Regions from separate parts of the Homo sapiens genome. Here region 1 is linked to region 2. The links are chromatin loops, found by intact Hi-C in ENCODE. Cell type or tissue: testis. All regions are shown on one strand. Each heading gives the region's core, and the rest is flanking DNA. Links, peaks and the distances in the headings are about the cores only.

Region 1 (10,092 bases), core at 638-8,637, 67 kb before region 2:
CCAAGGAGAAAGCAAGTTCTCCTCCCTAGAGAAGTTGGGGAAATCTTCCCGAAGCATATGGTCATTGTACTAGATCTCTAAGAACTCCAGGCTGAAGAGAGCAGAGAGGCAACCAAGGTAGCAGTAGGAGTGTGTGACAGGTATACCTGCGTAAAAGAGTTTGGGTTGTTTGTTATAACAAAGGGTTGGCGCAGTATACAAGTATTAGAGCGCTCATGATGAAGCTATAGAGGGAACTCTGGCCAAATAAAAGTTTTGTTTTCTATAATGTGGCGTGGGAGCCCAGCGAAAGTATGTAAGCAGGGAAGGGACATACATAAAGGACATTTTCGTGTTAAAATGTTTTCTCTCTCCATGAAAATGTGAGCCTTCCACAACTCCACGTGCAGCGGAGGATATGGCAAATCCATCTCCCTCTCCCCTCATTCACACTAGGCTGTGAATAACTAATAAAGCAGGATGCAGTGCTTCACCAGGAGAACTTACAATTTACTAGGACACAATTGATTAAATCTGGGGCATCGTCCAGAGAAGGAAGGATTTTGAGATTCAAGGGACTTCCCCAAGTCCCCTCCCTATCTCCTCTTTTCAGGCGGATGTCTAGTAAGTTCATGACAATTGGAGGCTCCCTTTAGCAGTTTAACAATTGATCAACAACTTCTAATGGATCTATCCAGGGATACTCAGTACTCTGTGAACCTGTAAGACACTCTGGATTTCCCTTCTGGGATATTATGACCAACTGCTTCCACTGAGCTATCTGCCCTTGCTGTAGTTCAGAGAGGAAACACCATTACTCACAGCCTAGCTGTTGGGTAAGCAGAAAGCAAGATCCATGGAAAAGGCAAAGTATTTTGTCCCCCTTCTTAGTTTGTATCTCACACTTCACCCAGTGGGATCTTTTCTTTTCTCTCCCACATCTCATTTCCCATACAAATACATGATGACCACATGTTAGCCATGAACAATGGTGACCAGCTCAGGTAACTAAATTCAGTCAAGAATAACTTCAGAGAAGCATTTGAAATTTAAGTCTTCTACCTTCTATCAATTTAACAGAAGACATCAGTTTATTTTATAACAGAAGATTATTAAATACCTGAAAGCAGGCAGAGAGATATTTGAAAGGTAAGGAGGACCAACTCTACCTAAGCTTGGTATAACTTAGGATGTATCTCCACGGTGACTTGAAAGTCAACATGATTTAACCCTTTAATGATACTTGGGAATGGAATTCATAAGGAATGATATGACGGACAGCCCCCTGCCACCTGGATCCCCACCTCCTGGTGTTCATGCTTTTGTGTAATTCCCACTCCTTGAATGTTAGCAGGACCTAGTACTAGCTCCTTCTAACCAATAGCATACGGCGTGGGTGTGGACGTCACGTCTGTGACTGCACTGCATTGTACAAGATGCCACCTTGATACACACTTACTCTAGAGACTCTGCTTGCTAGCTTGATAAAGTAAGCAGCCACGCTGGGAAAGCACATGTGGTAAGGAGCTGTGGGCACCTCCGGAGGCCTGCCAGCAAGAAGCAAAAGCCTGGCATACACCCCCAAGCCTGCCCCTGCCCCTTCCCCGTGTCCCTTGCTACTATGCTACGGCTGGAGAATTTTATTTTTTTTCTGATATAGGATTTCTTTCTGTAGCCCAGGCTGTAGTGCAGTGGCTCGATTACAGCTCACTGTAGCCTTAACCTCCTGGACTCAAGTGATCCTCCCGCCTCAGCTTCCCAAGTAGCTGGAAACACACGCACGCACCGCCAAACCTAGCTAATTCTTTTTCGTTTATTTTTTATACAGACAAAGTCTCACTGTGTTTCCCAGGCTGGTCTCAAACTCCTGGACTCAAACGAGCCACTGGCTTCAGCCTCCTGAAATGCTGGGATTACAGACTTGAGCCACCACGCACGGCCAGAGGAGGATTAGACTGAAGCCTTTCGGAGAAAGCCATCATCATGAACAAAGCGTCCAGCCCAGCTGCTCTCCCTTCTGTACCCCTTCTTTCCCTCCCGCCCCCCACCCTCCAGCAACCTACCCATCCGCACAGGAATCCCAGGGAAATCATCCGCATGCCTGCACATCATTCACACTCAAAAATAAGGAAGCAAAAGAGAAAAACTACAAAATCTGATCTGGCTGGTTGAAACTGATTCTCATTACAGTGATTTACATGAATAGGAGCTCAAATTTGCATACCATTAAGTGTTTAAGATTAACTTGTGCAAGTTTTATTTGATTTCAGCCTTCAATTCTCCACGTAAGCTGAGCCTCCATGGTTTTCTCCTCCAAGTAACAGAGCTTTAAAACAAAAATTAAAAGAACTGCCACGTCTAACAGATTTCTTCTGATTCACTAGTTCACTTTGGGGGAGGGGAGCACAGTTGCGCTTGGGATGCTTCCTCAACACTGAAATGGCAGCTGGTGCAAAGATCAATACTCACATAGAAGCTTCTTTGAATAGGAAATAGAATATTAATAGTAAGCTCTGCAGAGCTCAAAGAAAGAGTTTGCAGAATACTCATACCGCCTGCCAGAACCAGAAGAAAAGCGGTTTCAGGGGTCTGTCATTTTCCACAAGCAGAAAGAATTTAATGTTCACTTTAAGACGGAAAGAACCCTGCCTCTAGGATTAGGCCACACCTGTCCACCGGACTTGCAGTGCCAAAACCTGGATGGATGTGTCTCATCGGCCAGCTCCTATAAAATCTAATAGCAGGACTTTACATGAGGACCAGGAGTGGCAACGAATATCTCCTCACCCTGGAAAATGATCGGGAAAAACAAGTTTTATGAGCTGCGCTAGCACACTGTGTCTGGGTGTGATTAATCCATCTCAAGAAAATGACTTTGAGAGCCAATTAAAGGCAGCTTAGAGGAGCTATTTTGCATTGTCTCTTTATTCTGTTTCTGGCGACAATTGTACCTGTCAGTAAAGCTGTGACAAACTATCAATTTCAGCGGCATGAATTTTCAAAGGAAAATAAGAACTGCTGCCCCGGGAGAGACTGGTTGTTTACCTCAGAGTGGAAATCCCAACCACCAAGATGGAGACCGTTAGGTCTGTGTGGTTTCCAGCTCCAGGTGACGCTTTGCAGGTCCTCCCCTCGCCTCCCTGTGACCTTCTGCTCTGGAACATGGGAACATAAGAACCACCACCTCTAAGCTCAGATAAAGCAAATACATTCCATCCTAGAAGAATGCCTCTGATCACAATGAAGTGGGAGCAGGAGAAGGAAAGAGGAGGAGGAAGAAGAGGAGGAAAAGGAGAAATGCTTTCTATATACCACACAAAATTATGTTCCTAGTTTAAAATGGCAACTGCTTAGAGGCAAACGAGCAGAACAGAGCTTTCTTTCAAGGCAATGACTTTACCTCCACTTAATCAACTCTTGTATCCAAGTAGGTAACAAAGCATTTTTAGTAGGGAAAAAACCCAAATCCTATAATCCTTCCACTTAATGCTTCCCCCAGAAAACAGGAACTGCCCCAACGCAAAGTATTGTGAAAAGAGTCGAACTGGAAAAAAAAAAAAAAGATGTGCTCCCAGCATCCAAGCCTGAAACGGAGTCAGATTGCCCAAAGTGGGACCGAAGCTCAAGGCAAAAGTAATCACTCCTGGGCTTGGACCAGGGAGATCCTCCTGGTTCCTTAGATTGCTGCATCCTAATGCCATACAAAAGGGACAGGGCTGGCTCTGCCTGCACCTCAGGTTCTGTCATTTGGGTAGTGTTGCAAGTGTGTTTTGATGCCTATCGGCCTCTGGTCAAGACAAGCATCTATCAGTTTACCTATCCAAGAGCTCGAGTCTTTGCCAGGTAGCCAGGGTCAGGCAGAGGCAAAACTGGGAAGTCAAGAGGCTAGTCCTGCAGGCCCCTACATTGTCCTTCTGGGAATGACAGGCACTTTTCAAAGCAGATATGGCTCCACTGACATCATGTTCTGCTTCAGGATTCCAGAAACTTGTGTAGCCCCACCCGGCTAAAAAGGTAAGCTATGCAGCTGCAGCCCCATTGCAAGCCCTGGGAAACACGCACAGTTTAATTAGGCCTTAAGAAGATAATGTCGTAATCCCAGCTTCCCTTGCTAGGCTCTTCCTGCAAAGCCTCTGGCCTCAGTGAAGCAACTATGGGCTCATTTTCCCAGTCTCTTGCCCAATGCTACATCACAAATGCTTGCGCACAGAAGCACGTGCACGCGCACGCGCACACACACTCCATCTTCTGTGCTTCTGCAAGTTTCCATCAGGAATCAGCTAAAACGCCAACTCCTTCACAAAGCATTCCCAGAGGCCTCCTCCAAGCATGAATCTGTTTCCCTGCTCGGCATCAAAAGCGTGCCTTCTCTTCATTATGTAGTTTACCATAATCTCCCACACCGGACTGTACCTAGTTTAGCATCCCAGACCAGATCATGGTCATCTGTGTGTCCTCAGTGCCTAATCCCGGGCCTGGGATACTGGAGATGCTTAGAAAATGTATCTTGAGGAAAGGCAGAAAAGAAGGGAAGAAAGGAGGGAGGGAGGGAAGAAGACATTTGACATGAAGGTTGCTTGGCTTCCTTAGGTTGCTAGAGATAGGCAAAGGAAAAAGTAAAGAGAGAAACTCACATTTCTTAAGTGCATATATGTATCTGGCATTATTCTAAGCACTTTATTTTATTATAAGCACTTTCATTTCCTTCAATATATTTTATATATTAAAAAACCAAGGTCGGTTAAGTAACTTTTCCAAGGACTCACAACAAATGAGGCTGAGAGCTGAAATTCTAAATCCCAGCTCATCTGACCATGGAAAGTGCACCTTTTTTCTCTTACAGCATTGTCTTCTTAGGCTCATAAAATATTAGAATAAAAATGAACCTTAGCGATAATCTAGTCTGAGCTCTTTGAGGCCCAGAGAGGTTAAGTCATTTGCCTCAGGTCATCCAGCTGGTCCATGGTAGAGCCAAGAACTCCTAACTCCCATTCCAGTGTTTTTTGGCATCATCCCTGGCTCCTTGGAAGGGCTACAAGTATGTGTGATATCACACTACCAAATTCTATTAAGAAATGCAGAACAATATTTGGGGAACAAGGCTAGCACGTTTTGTCTTCCCAAAGCAGCTGTGGGACCATAATTACACTGAGGAAACATACAAAGGAGACAATCAGCCCCAAACACTCCCAGATGCTGCTCACATCCCCTGGAAGAGATCTGTACCTCGAGGGGAACAGGAACTCTTAGAAAATTTTCTGTTAATCCTGTCAAAATCTGCCCTCCAGACGGGAGGATTAAACGATACCAGTATCAGGCCAGGCGCGGTGGTTCACACCTGTAATCCCAGCACTTTGGGAGGCCAAAGCCAGTGGATCGCAAGGACAGGAGTTCGAGACCAGCCTGATCAACATGGTGAAATCTTGTCTCTACTAAAAATACAAAAATTAGCCAGGCATGGTGGCATGCGCCTGTAATCCTAGCTTCTCAGGAGGCTGAGGCAGGAGAATCGCTTGAACCCGGGAGGCAGAGGTTGCAGTGAGCCAAGATGGTGCTGCTGCACTCCAGCCTGGGGGACAGAATGAAGACTTCGTCTCAAAAAAAAAAAAAAAAAAAAAAAGATACTGGTATCAGGACTTCCATTTATTTCCTTGTGAAATTATTCATTCCAATGGCTCTGATGTGCAGGTCTTCACACCTCAGTAGTTTTACTGCCCATGAGCACTTCTCCATCATCCCATGAGGTGGCCTGCTTTGCTGTCAACGTTTTCAAGATGAGCACACGGACACTGTGAGAAGATAAGGTACTTGCTAGTTAACAGCAGTAGTTTAACAGCCACGCAGAAGCCACCATCACAGCTTTCAAGCCACTGGGTTTGATCAAGAATAGGTTGCTTGGCTCAGATCTGTCTCCTGGGTGGAGTTTCCTTCTGTCTTCTCATCTTTGACTCTTTCCTCTTATGGTGTCCTCTCTCTGGCAATGTCCCCTTGCAACTCCTTCTAACCAGAAGACCTTCTCAAGATCCCCGCCCTGCTCCTGGGAGAAGGCATCACAGTTGAATAAAAAGAGCATTTGGCTCAGGCTCAGAACTTGACATCCCACACCTGCTTTGCTGTTTTATCCTCAGCAAGTGGCTTGAGTTCTCTGCACTTCTGTTTTCCACTTTGGAAACCAGGATGATAGTCAAGGTCTCCTTCAGCTGTGACATTTTGTGATTTATTCCAGGCCATTCTGGTTGGTCCACTATCTGACCTCCAGCACTTCACAGCCTTCCTGTGCAACTTAGAAATTCACTTACCCAGCTGGGTGCAGTGGCTCCTGTGTGTAATCCCAGCACTTTGGAAGGCTGAGGCAGGAGGCTCACCTGAGGTCAGGAGTTCAAGACCAGCCTGGCCAACATGGTGAAGCCCCATCCCTACTAAAAATACACAAAAGTTAGCCAGGCGTGGTGGCATGGGCCTGTAATCCCAGCTACTCAGGAGGCTGAGGCAGGAGAATCACTTGAACCTGGGAGGTGGAGGTTGCAGTGAGCTGAGATCTCACCAGCGCACTCCAGCCTGGGCGACAGAGCAAGACTCCATCTCAAAAAAAAAAAAAAAAAAGAAATTCATTTATCCAATAACTGTTTCGCATACACAGTCTCATCTCTCTAATAAATGTGCAGCTGCTTAAAGGCAAGCACTAAGGTAGTGTTTCTGGTTTATTCTCTGCAGAAGAACCATTTGGAACTCAGTAGATGCCTGGAGATGAATTAATCTGTTCAGTTCAAGCAGCTCATACCTCAATAGTAACATCACCGCCACTATGTAGGACAGGAGAAAAACAAGCATGTGGAAGAGGAGGAGTCAAGTCAGCCATTCTGGAATGTGACCAGGAAAGAAGTCAGGCTGAGCCCCTCAAGGGCAATATGTACCTAGGCTGTGCCTAGGTGTGGACACATGGGACCAAGAAGGAGCAAGTCAGTTGCCATCCAGGAAACAATGCCAGAAGGCTGCAGAGGGGAGCTGGGCAGCAATAAGGGAGGGTCAGGTGCTGCAGGAGAGATGGTAACCCCAAGTCTATGGAGGTTGAAGGCTGGTCCAAGAATCAACTCTGAAAGCTCAGCCTACCTTCCAAGTCATCCTTAGTTCAGGTGACAAGCTCTACTTGGAGGGATTAGAGTCTGCTTCCGTGTAAAGGAGAACAATGCAAGGGTCACAGCTCTTCCCTTCCTTTATCCTAGCCAGGCACTTGTCTGTCTCACCAGTTGCATTGGTTCCAGCTTTCAAGGAAGGCTTTTTGAATGATGTACTTTCCCCTCTGTATTCCTTTAGAGGATGGGCTCTGGAGCCAGACTACCTGAGTTCAATCCTGGCCCCCCTTCTTACCAGACTGACTACCTGTGTATCCTTGAGCAGGTTGCTTCATGCCTCTGAGACTTGGTTTCCTCATCTGTAGAATGGGCATGACAATAATGCCCACACCCATGCGGTTGTTTTGAGATGTAAGGAATTAGTACTTAACATAAAGTCCTTCAAACAATTTCTAATGTGTAAGTGTTACTGCTATTTTTTTTGCTCCATTTTAGCAAAATATCCCCTGAAATAATCAAGCACCCATCCTCTGAGGTACTTACCTTTCAGAACAAATTGGGTTTCCTGCCTACAAAGCAAACTTTTTCTAAGATACAACTGAGTGATTTACCTGCAAGCCTTTGGTAGATGTTTTTCTCTTATGTCTCACCTTTAGAATGAATGGGAAATTAATTTAGCTAAAAATCATTTCATTCTATAAATGACTGTTGCTGGGGGTATGACTTAGGCACTGCAGTGGGCTTATATAAAGTACAGTCCCAGCCGGGCACGGTGGCTCAAGCCCGTAATCCCAACATTTTGGGAGGCCAAGGCGGGTGGATCACGAGGTCAGGAGACCACGACCAAGACCATCCTGGCTAACACGGTGAAACCCCGTCTCTACTAAAAAATACAAAAAATTAGCCAGGCATGGTGGTGGGCACCTGTAGTCCCAGCTACTCGGGAGGCTGAGGCAGGAGAATGGCGTGAACCTGGGAGGCGGAGCTTGCAGTAAGCCGAGATTGTGCCACTGCACTCCAGCCTGGGCAACAGTGTGAGACTCCATCTCAAAAAAACAAAACAAAACAAAAGTACAGTCCTGAACCTCAGTGCACTTAAAACCTTGTGAGGGAGTCACACATGTGGCAAAATAGCATAGAAACAGAATACACCATGTGCTGTAACAGAGCTACAAGATATTATGGATACCACGTGCAGAGAGAGGACCTTGTATAAGATAGACATCATCCTGTTGCAAGAAACAAGACTTACTCACCTTAAGCTGAGTGAAAGGGAATCTGTTATGAAGATACTGAAGTATCTTCCAAGCACCAAAGGCAAGAAGAGAGTCCAGTTTACTCACGCATTCAACAAATGTTTATTGAGGGCCTACTGTGTGTCAGGCACTAGGTATTCAGCAGCAAACTATGCAGATAAAATCTCTGCCCTCTTGGAGCTTGCATTCCAGTGGAAGGAGACAGAAAATGAACAAAATGAGTCAAATATGAATTATGTGAGGAGATGAGGAGACCAAATAGCAGGGGAGCAAAATGGGGATGAGTGAGAACTTGCAGGGTGATGATTTTAAACAGGATGATGATGGAAGGCCTTGCCTGGAAGGTTCTATTTCAACTAAGTCTTAAAGGAGATGAGAGGGTAAGCCTTACTGACATCTGGGGAAAGAGCATCCCAGGCAGAGGATGCAGAAAGCAATGTAAAGGAACAGACCAGGCCTGCTTGGGAACAGTTGGGGACCTGTGTGGCCCAGAACAGTGAGCCAGGGGAGATTCATAGGATCCAAGGTCAGAGACAAAGGAAAGCCAGACCATAGAGGGCCTCCAAGGTCAAGGGAAGGACACTGGCCTTAGTCTGAGGGAGAAGGAACACCATCAGAAGGTTTTAAGCAGGTTTCCTGTGAATTAGATGGGGAATGTGAGAGAAAGAGAAGACCCAAGAATACTCCAGACTTAATGTATCCAACTGGTCCAACTGCCTTTTTGTCAACATCCCCACTTATGTCAAATGGGCAACTTCAACCTACCACGGACAAAGCAAGACTCCTGATTTTCCCCCAAAACCCGGATCTTTCCAATTTTCTCCAGCTCAAGAAATGAAATTCCATTCTTACAATTGCTCACCTAGACTCTGCCCTTTCTCTCACACCCACATTCAACTCACATCCACATTTTCAAATTCACCAGGAAATCTGTCTTCTCTGTCTCAAAAGACACAAACCCATCTCTTTCTTGCCCGACCCCTCACCCCGCCACTACAACTACCGTGGCCCAAACAACCATCACCTCTTGCCTGGAGGATAATAGTGGCCCCCTAGCTAGCCTCTCTGCTTCTGCTCCTGGCCCTCGAGGTTATTCTCTACATAACAGCTCAAGTGCCTTTTAAGCCAACATCATGCCATGCTGTTTTAGTGGCTTCCCCCTCCTACTCAGAGTGAAAGCTGAAGCCCTCGTAATAACTTCCCTTTGCTCTACCCCAAGTAAGCACTCAGTGTATGTGTGTCCCACGAATGAATGAATGGATACAAGGATGATGGGAACTGAGAACTTGAAAACCATCAGGAACCAAGACAATCACTGTGTCTTTTTCTCTGCATTCCTCCTCCAACTGCCCGGCTTTGTCCCTCTGAAAAGAGCAAACTATTATTGACCACAACGTTCATTTTTTGTCCACTTAGCTGTGCCTGGATAGGAACAAAATCATACTTTGTGCAAACTCTCTGGGTAGACAGGAAGGCAGGGAGGAAATGGGAAGGATTGCCGGCATAGGAGCAATACATAAAGGCCTTGGCATCAAATTCAGTAAGAGAGATGAACAAAGAGAATCGTGAAACAAACGAGGGGCTTCAAAAAAGAAAGTGCAGAGGGAGAGATGAGGAGATTACATAATTGTAATGCTTCATTCCATTCTACAATGTAAGAGCCACAATTACATAATTGTAGCAATAACCTGGGGCGAGCAAATCCTGTGGACAGAAGACTAGCAGCAGCCTTGCATATGGCTCACCCAAAGATACTATTAATAAGTACTTGACCAAGACTGGAG
Region 2 (10,092 bases), core at 811-8,810:
TTTCCAAGCCTATTTAACTTTCCTAAGATACTTGTTTTCCCAGATGTTTGTCACATGTGTTGTGCTGATGGGCTGTGAAAATAATCTTGTTCAATATCAGCTCACCCCACATTTAAAATAAAATGGCAGCTGGGAAGAAGCAGAGCAGTGAATGGCGAGGGTGATCATAAACAGGGCTAGAAATAGAACAAATGTGGGCATTTAGGAGAGAGGAGACTGTGCAGGAGGGGAGGCACATACCCCTGTGGCTGGGCATATCTGAATTTAATGGAATAAGATGAACTTAGAGCAAGAATTGAAGTGAGGTTAGAGTGCTCAGCACCAGAAAGGCTGAACAAAAAGGGGTGCAGGATACCTGGAGTAGACAGTTGGGGTGAGGGGACTGTCATTCATCAACTGCTCACATGGGCAAGACCTAGAAGTTCAGTGCCATGAATTTCAGGGAGGCCACTGTGTAGAAGAGAGAACACGATCCAGCCAGCCTGGTTCTCTTTCTGAAGACCTGTGTGATTTCTTCTCCAGCTTTGCACGTGCTCATTCCTCTGCCAGGTAAGATTTCTCCTTCCAATCTTGCCTCGGATGTTATCTCCTCTGGGATCCATCTCTACAAATCATAACGCCCCCTCACCGCCAATCTTACATGGTCACGTGCTTTGCCACACACAGTGTAGCATTTTACTCTACGTCCGGGATCAGGCCTCCGTTATATTATACTACACTTTAACTTTTATAGGATGTTTTCACCCTGTTATTCAAGCTTCCTGGCTACCCTGGGAGATTGTGTTTTATTCACCCCATTCGATATATGATATAAACTGAAGATCAGAGAAGCTGAGAGCATCACTCAAGGACCAGGCTCATGATGCTCAGGACAAAACTAAGCCAACTCTACAGCACAAGTTCAATGTCTTCCCACTTCACCAAGTTGCCCAAAGGATTAGCTGGAGGGAGAGCTCTGTGTGCATATAAGAATGGAGCTCTCCAGGGTTCTTTGTCATAGTCTTTTGGGGGGGAAAATGGGCTTCCTGGTATTGATGGTCATATTGAACATAAAAGTTACTTTTATTCTATTTCTTTCACCTTTGTGCCATATTACAAAATGGGCATATGCCAGATTCTGGGATTAGCACCCTTATACCATTGAAGGCAAAAACAAAAACAAACAAAAAAAAAAGACAAGAGTGTCCAAACAGAAGACCCTAGAGCTGCTCCCTATAGACCACTAACCTGTCCTACCTTGATGCACATGGAATAGAAATGGCAGAATCTAGGCACATATCAGATGTTCTTAGCCACCATCCTCCTAAGGCAGTGATGAGGAGACACCATTATCTCACCAAACATCCATTAAGTCTTACTGGGTTCTGGGAGTACAGAGTGAATGAATGCATAAGATGAGCCCCTGTCTCAAAGTGTTCAAAATCTTGTGGGGAAAATAGATTTGAATGTCCTGTTCTTTTATTATGATTCTGTTACTCTTGTTCATTCTTTTTTCTTTCCTTCCTGCTTCAAACGTATTTTATGCGGGTTTTTTCAATGTATTTTGTAATTTTTATTTCCTGGGGTATTATTTTGCTAAATAGTACTAAATGTGCTAAACATGCTCCACTTGTTGTTTCAGCTGACTCTACCTCTTTGTGGTTGGTTTTCTTACGTGGTTTAATTATTACTGCTGCTGCTGTTGTTAGGTCATCTTTAACAAGTGTTGTATTCCCTATAGGATTTTAATGGACTCTGGGTTGTAAAATATAACACAGCAGCATTAGGTTTGCTTTTGTTAGGATCCTGGTACATAAATGGTCTTGAACCACTTTTACGTTAATCCCTTGCCTTTCAGTAATTGACGCCCAGTTTGGATACAGACCTGGAGTTGTAATTTCCCTTTAATAACTTTAATGTTCGTGGGCAGGGCTTTTCTAGGCCCAAGACCAAGGGGCACTTGGAGGCTCTCCTCTCCCTACTCTTCATAGGCCTCTGATCAGGTCTCTGGCTGCTCAGTAGGAAATAAAAAATCAGTCTCTAGGACATAGAGCCTTTATCCAGCCTAAAACCCCAGCCAGTTGCAGCAGTAAAATCCCTCTCTCATTCTCACTCTTACCATCCTCTGTGTTTGTGGCACCTGGGGGCTTCCCTTTTCTCTCCTTTCAAGCTCAGTCACATTTTAGTGTTTGATTGTATATAGAATATTTGTCTTATAGCAAACAAACTGTCACCATGTTGCTGGAAGCCCCAAATAGAGACTTAGACACCATAATAAAGAATTTTGATTTCTTTCTGAGGAAAGCAATGGAGCCTAGAAGGTTCCACAGCGACCTCCTTCGCTGACAATGCTGATGACTGGAAAATCTGCTCTGGAGCCAGCAGCTGCCTGGAGCCCTGGAGACAGAGGCTGGTGCCGACTCGGCTTTGAATGCACCTGGGACCCTTAGCAGCTCGCCAGGCTTCTCTAGAGCCGACTCCTTCTCCCTAGTGAACAGCATCCCTCCTCTGTGTGATCCAAGCAAGGGTGAAGGAGTTCAGAGAAGTCTACGGAAAGGAGAAAGGCCAGATGCTGGGAGTGACCTACAGTAGTCCCCCTTATCTGAGGTTTCATTTTCTGCAATTTCAGCTACCTATAGTCAACCACAGTCCAAAAATAGCTAAGTATCATACAGTAAGATATTTTGAGAGAGCAAACTCACATTCCATAAATTTCATTATATAATTGTTATATTTTATGTAAATTTCTTACTGTTTCTAATTTATAAATTACATTATCATAGGTATGTATATATATATTTTTTAAAAAAGGCCAGGCCAGGCGCAGTGGTTCATGCCTGTAATCCTCACACTTTGGCAGTCTAAGGCGGGTGGATTGCCTGAGCCCAGGAGTTCAAGACCAGCCTGAGCAACATGGTGAAACCCTGTCTCTAAAATACAAAAAATTAGCCAGACGTGGCAGCATGCGCCTATTGTCCCAGCTACTCAGGAGGCTGAGGCAAGAGAATCACTAGAACCGGGGAGGTGGAGGTTGCAGTGAGCCGAAATCGCACCATTGCACTCAGCCTGGGCCAAAGAGTGAGTATCTGTCTCTTAAAAAAAAAAAAGAAAGAAGAAGGAAAGAAATTTTTAAAAACACCATAGTATATATAGCGTTTGGTACTATCCACGGTCTCAGGCACCCACTGGGGGTCTTGGAACATATCTCCCATGGATAAGGGGAGGCTACAGTACAGAGGGAATTGGGTGCCAGGGGGAGGACCCCAGGAGGGTGAAGTGAATAAGGATGGCACCACCCATGACTTCCAAAGACCAGCAAGGCATGGAATTACAACAGATGGAATGAAGGAAGAGGACCCAATGTTTACATGGGAACTACTCAGTGGACTCCTCCATGAAGTTCTTTTTTTTTCTTTAATTTCAACATTTATTTTGGATTCAGAGGGTACATGTGCAGATGTGTTACATTGGCATATTGCTTTATACAGAGATTTGGAGTTTGACTGATCCCCATCGCCCAGGTAGTAAGCATGGGACCCAACAGGTAGTTTTTCAGCCCTTGCCCCCCTCTTTTGGAGTCCCCAGTGTCTATTCTTATTTTGTGTCCATGAGTACCCACTGTTTAGCTCTCACAAGTGAGAACATATGGTATTTGGTTTTCTGTTCCTGCGTTAATTCGCTTAGGACAATGGCCTCCAGCTGCATTCTTGTTGCTGCAAATGACATGATTTCATTCTTTTTTATAGCTGCATAATATTTCATGGTGTATATGCACCACAGGTTCTTTATCCAATCTACCATAGATGGTCATCTACGTTGATTCCATGTCTTTATTATTGTGAATAGTGCAGCAGTGAACATACAAGCCCATGTGTCTTTTTCACAGAATGAGACAGTAATGGGATTGCTGGGTCAAACTGTAGTTCTGTTTAAGTTCTTTATACTCTCTCTTTTAAAAAAATATTAATAGACTTTGTGTTTTAGAAACAAAGCTTTTTCAGAAAAGTTGAGCCTAAAGTACAGAGAGGTCCCATATGCCCCCTCTCTCTCCTTCTACTCTAGTTTCTCCTATTACCATCTTGCTTTGTGTGGTACATTTGTGCTGGATGGATATCGATACGTTATTATGAACTAGTGTCCATCATTGACTTCAGGGTACACTTCTTGCACTGTACACTTAATGGATTGTGACATATGTACAATGGCATATATCTACCATTGCAGTATCATACAGAATAGTTTCACTGCCCTGTCTCATTTTTAGAACATTACATATTTAGAAACATAAGATTAACATATCATCCAGCAATTCTGGGTAAATACCCAAAAGAATTGAAAGCAGGGTCTCAAACAGACATTTGCACACCCATGTTCATACCAGCATTCTTCACAACAGCCAAAAGAAGGAAACAATCCAAAGATCCATCTATGGATGAATAAACAGAAGGTGGTATATACATACATGTACTGAAATGTGGTATATAATACAATAGAATATTACTCGGCCTTGAAAAGGAAGGAAGAATACATGCACAGTATGTTTATTGCAGCACTACTTACAATAGCAAAGACTTGGAACCAACCCAAATGCCCATCAATTATAGACTGGATAAAGAAAATGTGGCACATATACACCATGGAATACTATGCAGCCATAAAAAAGAATGAGCTCCTGTCCTTTATAGGGACATGGATGAAGTTGGAAACCATCACTCTCAGCAAACCAGCACAGGAACAGAAAACCAAACACCACATGTTCTCACTCATAAGTGGGAGTTGAACAATGAGATCGCATGGACACAGGGAGAGGAACACCACACACCAGGGCCTGTCAGGGGGTGGGAGGCAAAGGGAGGGATAGCATTAGGACAAATACCTATGCATGTGGGGCTTAAAACCTAGATGATGGGTTGATAGGTGCAGCAAACTACCACAGCAAATGTATAGCTATGTAACAAACCTGTACATTCTGCATATGTATCCCAGAACTTAAAGTAAAATTTTTAAAAAAAAAAGGAAGGTGGAATGGCACATGCTACAATATGGATGAACCTTAAAGACATTATGCTGATTAAAGTAAGCCAACCACAAAAGGCCGCATATTGTGTGATCCCACTTATATGAAGTACCTCAAATAGTCAAATTTCTAGAGACTGAAAGTAAAGTAGAGGTTACCAACAGCTGGAGAGAGGAAGGAATGGAGATGTAGTGTTTCATAGGAACAGTTTCCATTTGGAATGATGAAAAAGTAGTGGAGAGGGATGGTGATGATAGCTGTACAATAATGTGAATGTTCTTAATGCCACTGAACTGCACACTTAAAAATGGTTAAAATGGTAAATTTTATGTATATTACACCACGATACAAAATAAACAAACAGAAAAATACATCTATAGACCTTATTCCCAAAATGTTTTAAAGAAGCATGGTGTCTTAATTCTCTCAGAGGCTATATAAGGTGACTACCTTACTCAGTTTGTAGAGATATTTGATAACTCTCCAGCCAGGGCCATTTGTGTCACCCAGTGTGACCAACACTGTCATCCTGTGCACTTTTTTCTACAGGAAGTTCTAAGCCAGTCTCAACCCAGATCATGACATGGAACAGCAAGCACTCACCATTCTCTACCAGGAACCACACAAGAGAAGGGCAAGAAGAGACATAGGCTATAGTGGCCACTGCCAACAAAGAAAAATGCCTTTCCTGGGTCCATGAACTCAGTGGTTGGAAAATCTGGTTTGGATGACCCTTTTCTCCCCTAACATCCCACTGTTTTACATTTTTTGGCTTAAATGCACAATCAGCTGTTGACATTCTTCATCAGTGGTAGAACAAAGACAACACCATTTTCCCACGTGTTTGAGTTTTCAGCTTTGACAATTGGAACCGAATTGGAGGAATTATTTATCTCATTGCTCATTCCTCCCTCTACCCCAAAGCAAATTCTCAGTCTGTGCCTGCCAACCCATAATGACACTCTTGTGCATTCCTCTTGTTCTGCCTGCCTTTTCCCTCTCCCTTCCCCACACCCCCAACACACAGGTGGAAATTAAAAGCCAGGTTTGCCAATGCTGGAAGTCATATATTGAAGTTGGAAATAAATTGAAAATGAGCAAGCTGGAGCAACATAACAGAGCTCTGTGCCCAAGGCCTGATAAGCCACCCACACCAGTTCTTTCTGCTCCTGACAATGTGTTATGATTGCGTAGCTGAGTCACCTATACCAAATGATAGTAATTCAGCTCAATCATGTAAAAAATCAGAAATGCACAGCCATCTGGTCACAGGCTTACTCACCTATCCGGGCCACCCATTGACATACTGTTGGCAGAAAAGGGCATAGAAGGTGGTAGGTAAAAGGGAGGGCATGGATAGAGGGATGGCACTAAATGGCTTAGGGCCTTGGTTCTAAAACTTTGCCTCTGTCCCATCTTGTTGAAGTAAGCATTATGACACATGGCCATAATAGAGGTTCAGACAAGAATCTCCCCCATTTCTTCTATTCATTGCTGGAGATCTTTACAAGTGAAACAAACTCACTCTAACTCTACCATTTTTTCTAATGCACTTGGAAAAGATAAAGACAAAAGGCAATATTCATTGGTAACAACTTTGCAATAAAACCTCACTTTCATATATTGTTTGTTAGGGGATAAATTAGTATAATTACAGGGAAGCATGTTGGCATTAATGTATCAGGATTTTTAAAGTTATTCCAACCTTTAGACAGCCTTCTAAGGTAATTCTCTGTTATATCCTAAGGAAATAATCAGAGATAAGCACAAAAATTAATGTTACAAGAATTTTCATTTCTGCATTTCTTACAATAGCAAGAGTAAGGGAGAGAAAGAGAGAGAGAAGGAAGGAAGGAAGGAAGGAAGGAAAGAAAGAAGGGAGGGAGGGAGGAAGGGAGGGAAGGAGGAAGGGAGGAAGGGAGGGAAGGAGGAAGGGAGGGAGGGAGGGAGGGAGGAAGGGAGGGAGGAAGGGAGGGAGGAAGGGAGGGAGGGAAGGAAGGAGGGAGGAATTCAAATGTCCTATAATGAAATAAATGGTTTAAAAATTATGGCCGCACAACCAATTTACTAGAAAATAGCCATTACAAACCTCACCTTCAAAGAAAATTTAATGACATGGGGAAATGTTTATGATATAACAGTACGTGCAGAGCAGGCCATAAAACTTGATATACAATATGAAATGTATTCTGTCAAATCATATATAAAATTGCCTTTTTATGGGTCAAAATGGTTGAATTTCATCACTTTCGTATGATGCAAGTCAAAAAAGAAAAAAATACTACAAACAAAAAATATCACTATGGTAAGAGTGGTTTGCTCGGTTGACATTTAAGCTTTTTTTTTTAAATCCCTCTCTCCTTATTCCAGTGTTCTACCTCAGGCCTTTTGCAATTAGAGGAGGGAAAAAGTATAATTTAAAAATAAGAAAAAGTAGCTGGGCACAGTGGATCATGCCTGGAATCCCAGCACTTTGAGAGGCCGAGGCAGGTAGATCACCTGAGGTCAGGAGTTCGAGACCAGCCTGGCCAACATAACAAAACCCCGTTTCTACTAAAAGTACAAAAAATTAGCCAGGCATGGTGGTATGCACCTGTAGTCCCAGCTACATGGGAGGCTGAGACAGGAGAATTGCTTGAACCAAGGAGGTGGAGGTTGCGGTGAGCAGGGATTGTGCCACTGCACTCCGGCCTACACAACAGGATGAGACCCGATCTCAAAAATAATAACAAAAACATAAAAATAAGAAAATATAAAAGTTTAAGAGCCCACCCCCAGCAGAGTCCAATTCAGTCCAGGGAAGAGATGTGGTAGAACCAGCTTGTACAGGCTTACAAGAGCATATTGAGTGCTTTTCCCAACTCTTCCTTCTTGGTGTGATATCACATCAGGTTGGTAGTCTGAAATTGGCCACAGTGAAATTGGCCATGAGAATTGGTAAATGCTACAAATCTGGGCCTCTTTCTCCAACCTACCAGCATACCACTGGTCCAGGGGTTTTATCGGTCCAGGACAGGACCTGTCCAGCCACAGGATACCCCTGATTCCCTGCTGTTGGACTGATGAGTCAAACAACTCTTAATCATCTAACCCCTATTCTGAAATTCCACAATCTGAGTTCATGTTCATCAAATGAGCTTCTAATTCATATGACTTCCCATGGGTCTCTCCCATAGGGACAGGACTATGTGATGGACAGGCCCATCAGGGGATACATGGACACAGTGGTTACAGTTCTCACTGTTATTTAATAAATTAGAATTACTCAACGGGAATGGCGGAGTTTGCTCCTGAGACAAATTCAGGCTCCACGTGCGGCTGAGTCAGCTTTCAGAGCCTCTGATACCAAGGGTGAGGTGGTGGGCTATGCTGAATTCTTCTCCCTGGGAGACTGCTTTATCAGCTGTCAGCACACTTACCACCCACTTCTTCCTAGGCATTTCCCCATTTGCTGTTAACAGTTAATAGTAGTTAGCATTTACTGCTTGCTTATTGTGCCAGGCACCATGCTAAGTGCTTGACACACATGATACCATTTAGTCCTCAGGAGAAGCTCATAAGCTACATTGTAGGAATACTAGTGATGCTTTTGGCTCCTGAAACCTTTGAATATCTTTCTTTCATTCAGAGACTTTCCCACCTTCTAAGGTAGAAGGTGGAGCTTGATTTCCCAGCCTCCTTTGCAGCTAGGGCACAGGCATGTGACCCAATCTCTGCCAAACAGATGCACCCAGAAGATCTCCTTTGGGAATCTGGTGATCTAAAGCACCATTGGAAAGCCACCACGGAAAGGGTGGCTTCATGGACATCCACGATCCAGTGGCAGGATGCAGATGACAGTGCCCTGTACAAGCAGGGAATGCAGCAGTGTCTGGCCCAGCAGCAGTGGCTGGGGCATCTCTCCTGAGGCAGTCCTGCTGCTGTGTAGCCTGCATGCCTTCCAAATCTGACTTGGTGGCCCTCCTGAAAAAGCCAGACACTAATGAATACCCTTTACCCAACTCCTGTGAGGTTTAACCTCCAGCATAAGTTTCTGTGAATCTCAAAAACATTAAGAACCCTGACAGATTTATAGGTAAAATTATAACATATCCAAGGTCATATAATAATCGGGATTAAACCCAGGTCTCTTTGATCCCAGAACACATGCTTTTAAGATATTGCTGGAATGCACCATACCTCTACCCTCTAGGTCAGTATTATTGCTCCCATTTTAAAGATACTTCGGAGATTCTAGGAAGTTGAAACATTTTCTCAAGGACGCACAAGTGGTTAGTGGTGAGTGGAGCCAGGATCAATCCCAGGGCCACTCACTTGTCCCCCTGCCCTTTCCTGATAGATGTACCATCATGACCTGACTCAGTGGTCCCCATCCCACCCTCGAATTCCCTAGACCAGTCTCTCACCCTATGTGGGTGATGCCCTGTGCCATATCACCTCCTCCCTCAACCTCTTCCCTGACCTAGAATGACCTGCCCTTCTCCCCACTTTTCATTCAAATTCTATCACCTTTTCAAGGCCTACAAATGAAGTGCCACCTTCTCTGTGACACAGCGACCCACAGCTCCCGTGAACTCACATTCTATCTGAACCACTAATTTGGGAGTGTCACCCTGTGCTGCCTGGCATGGTTACTAATTCTGTCTTTTCTTCATTATCACATTGACAGCTCTTGGCAGACAAAGACTTGTAGTTGTTTAGCACCAAGACCAGTGCCATGCATACAGTAGGCACTTAAGAACTAGTGTTCAACAAACAAGTGAATACAATAGCAGCCAACTTGCCCTAATTAGCAACTTGATCTATATGAGATTTTTTTTTTTTTTTTTTGAGATGGAATCTTGCTCTGTCGCCCAGGCTGGAGTGCAGTGATGTGATCTCGACTCATCACAACCTTCGCCTCCCGGGTTCAAGCAATTCTCCTGACGCAGCCTCCCGAGTAGCTGGGACTACAGGCACGCGCCATCATGCCCAGCTAATTTTTGTATTGTTAGTAGAGACAGGGTTTTACCACATTGGCCAAACTGGTCTTGAACTCCTGACCTTGGGATCTGCCCGCCTCAGCCTCCCAAAGTGCTGGGATTACAGGCATGAGC

What was found. Peaks named below come from ENCODE experiments on the same cell type or tissue, not always from the same donor. Only the 100,000 strongest peaks of a DNase experiment are listed, where the experiment ranks them.
Region 1: a loop joins it to region 2, with 4 times the contacts of the local background. A loop is called at or near these places in 2 of 110 quality-filtered maps.

What each region holds. Positions count from the first base shown.
Region 1 is chr15:86,055,833-86,065,924 of GRCh38, reverse strand. No RefSeq gene overlaps it. Among named protein-coding and RNA genes, the nearest start is that of AGBL1, 19 kb to the left of the region's middle. In testis, for the core only: no CTCF peak of the experiment used is centred there; a DNase peak (open chromatin) is centred at 4,994.
Region 2 is chr15:85,989,384-85,999,475 of GRCh38, reverse strand. No RefSeq gene overlaps it. Among named protein-coding and RNA genes, the nearest start is that of AGBL1, 85 kb to the left of the region's middle. In testis, for the core only: no CTCF peak of the experiment used is centred there; no DNase peak of the experiment used is centred there.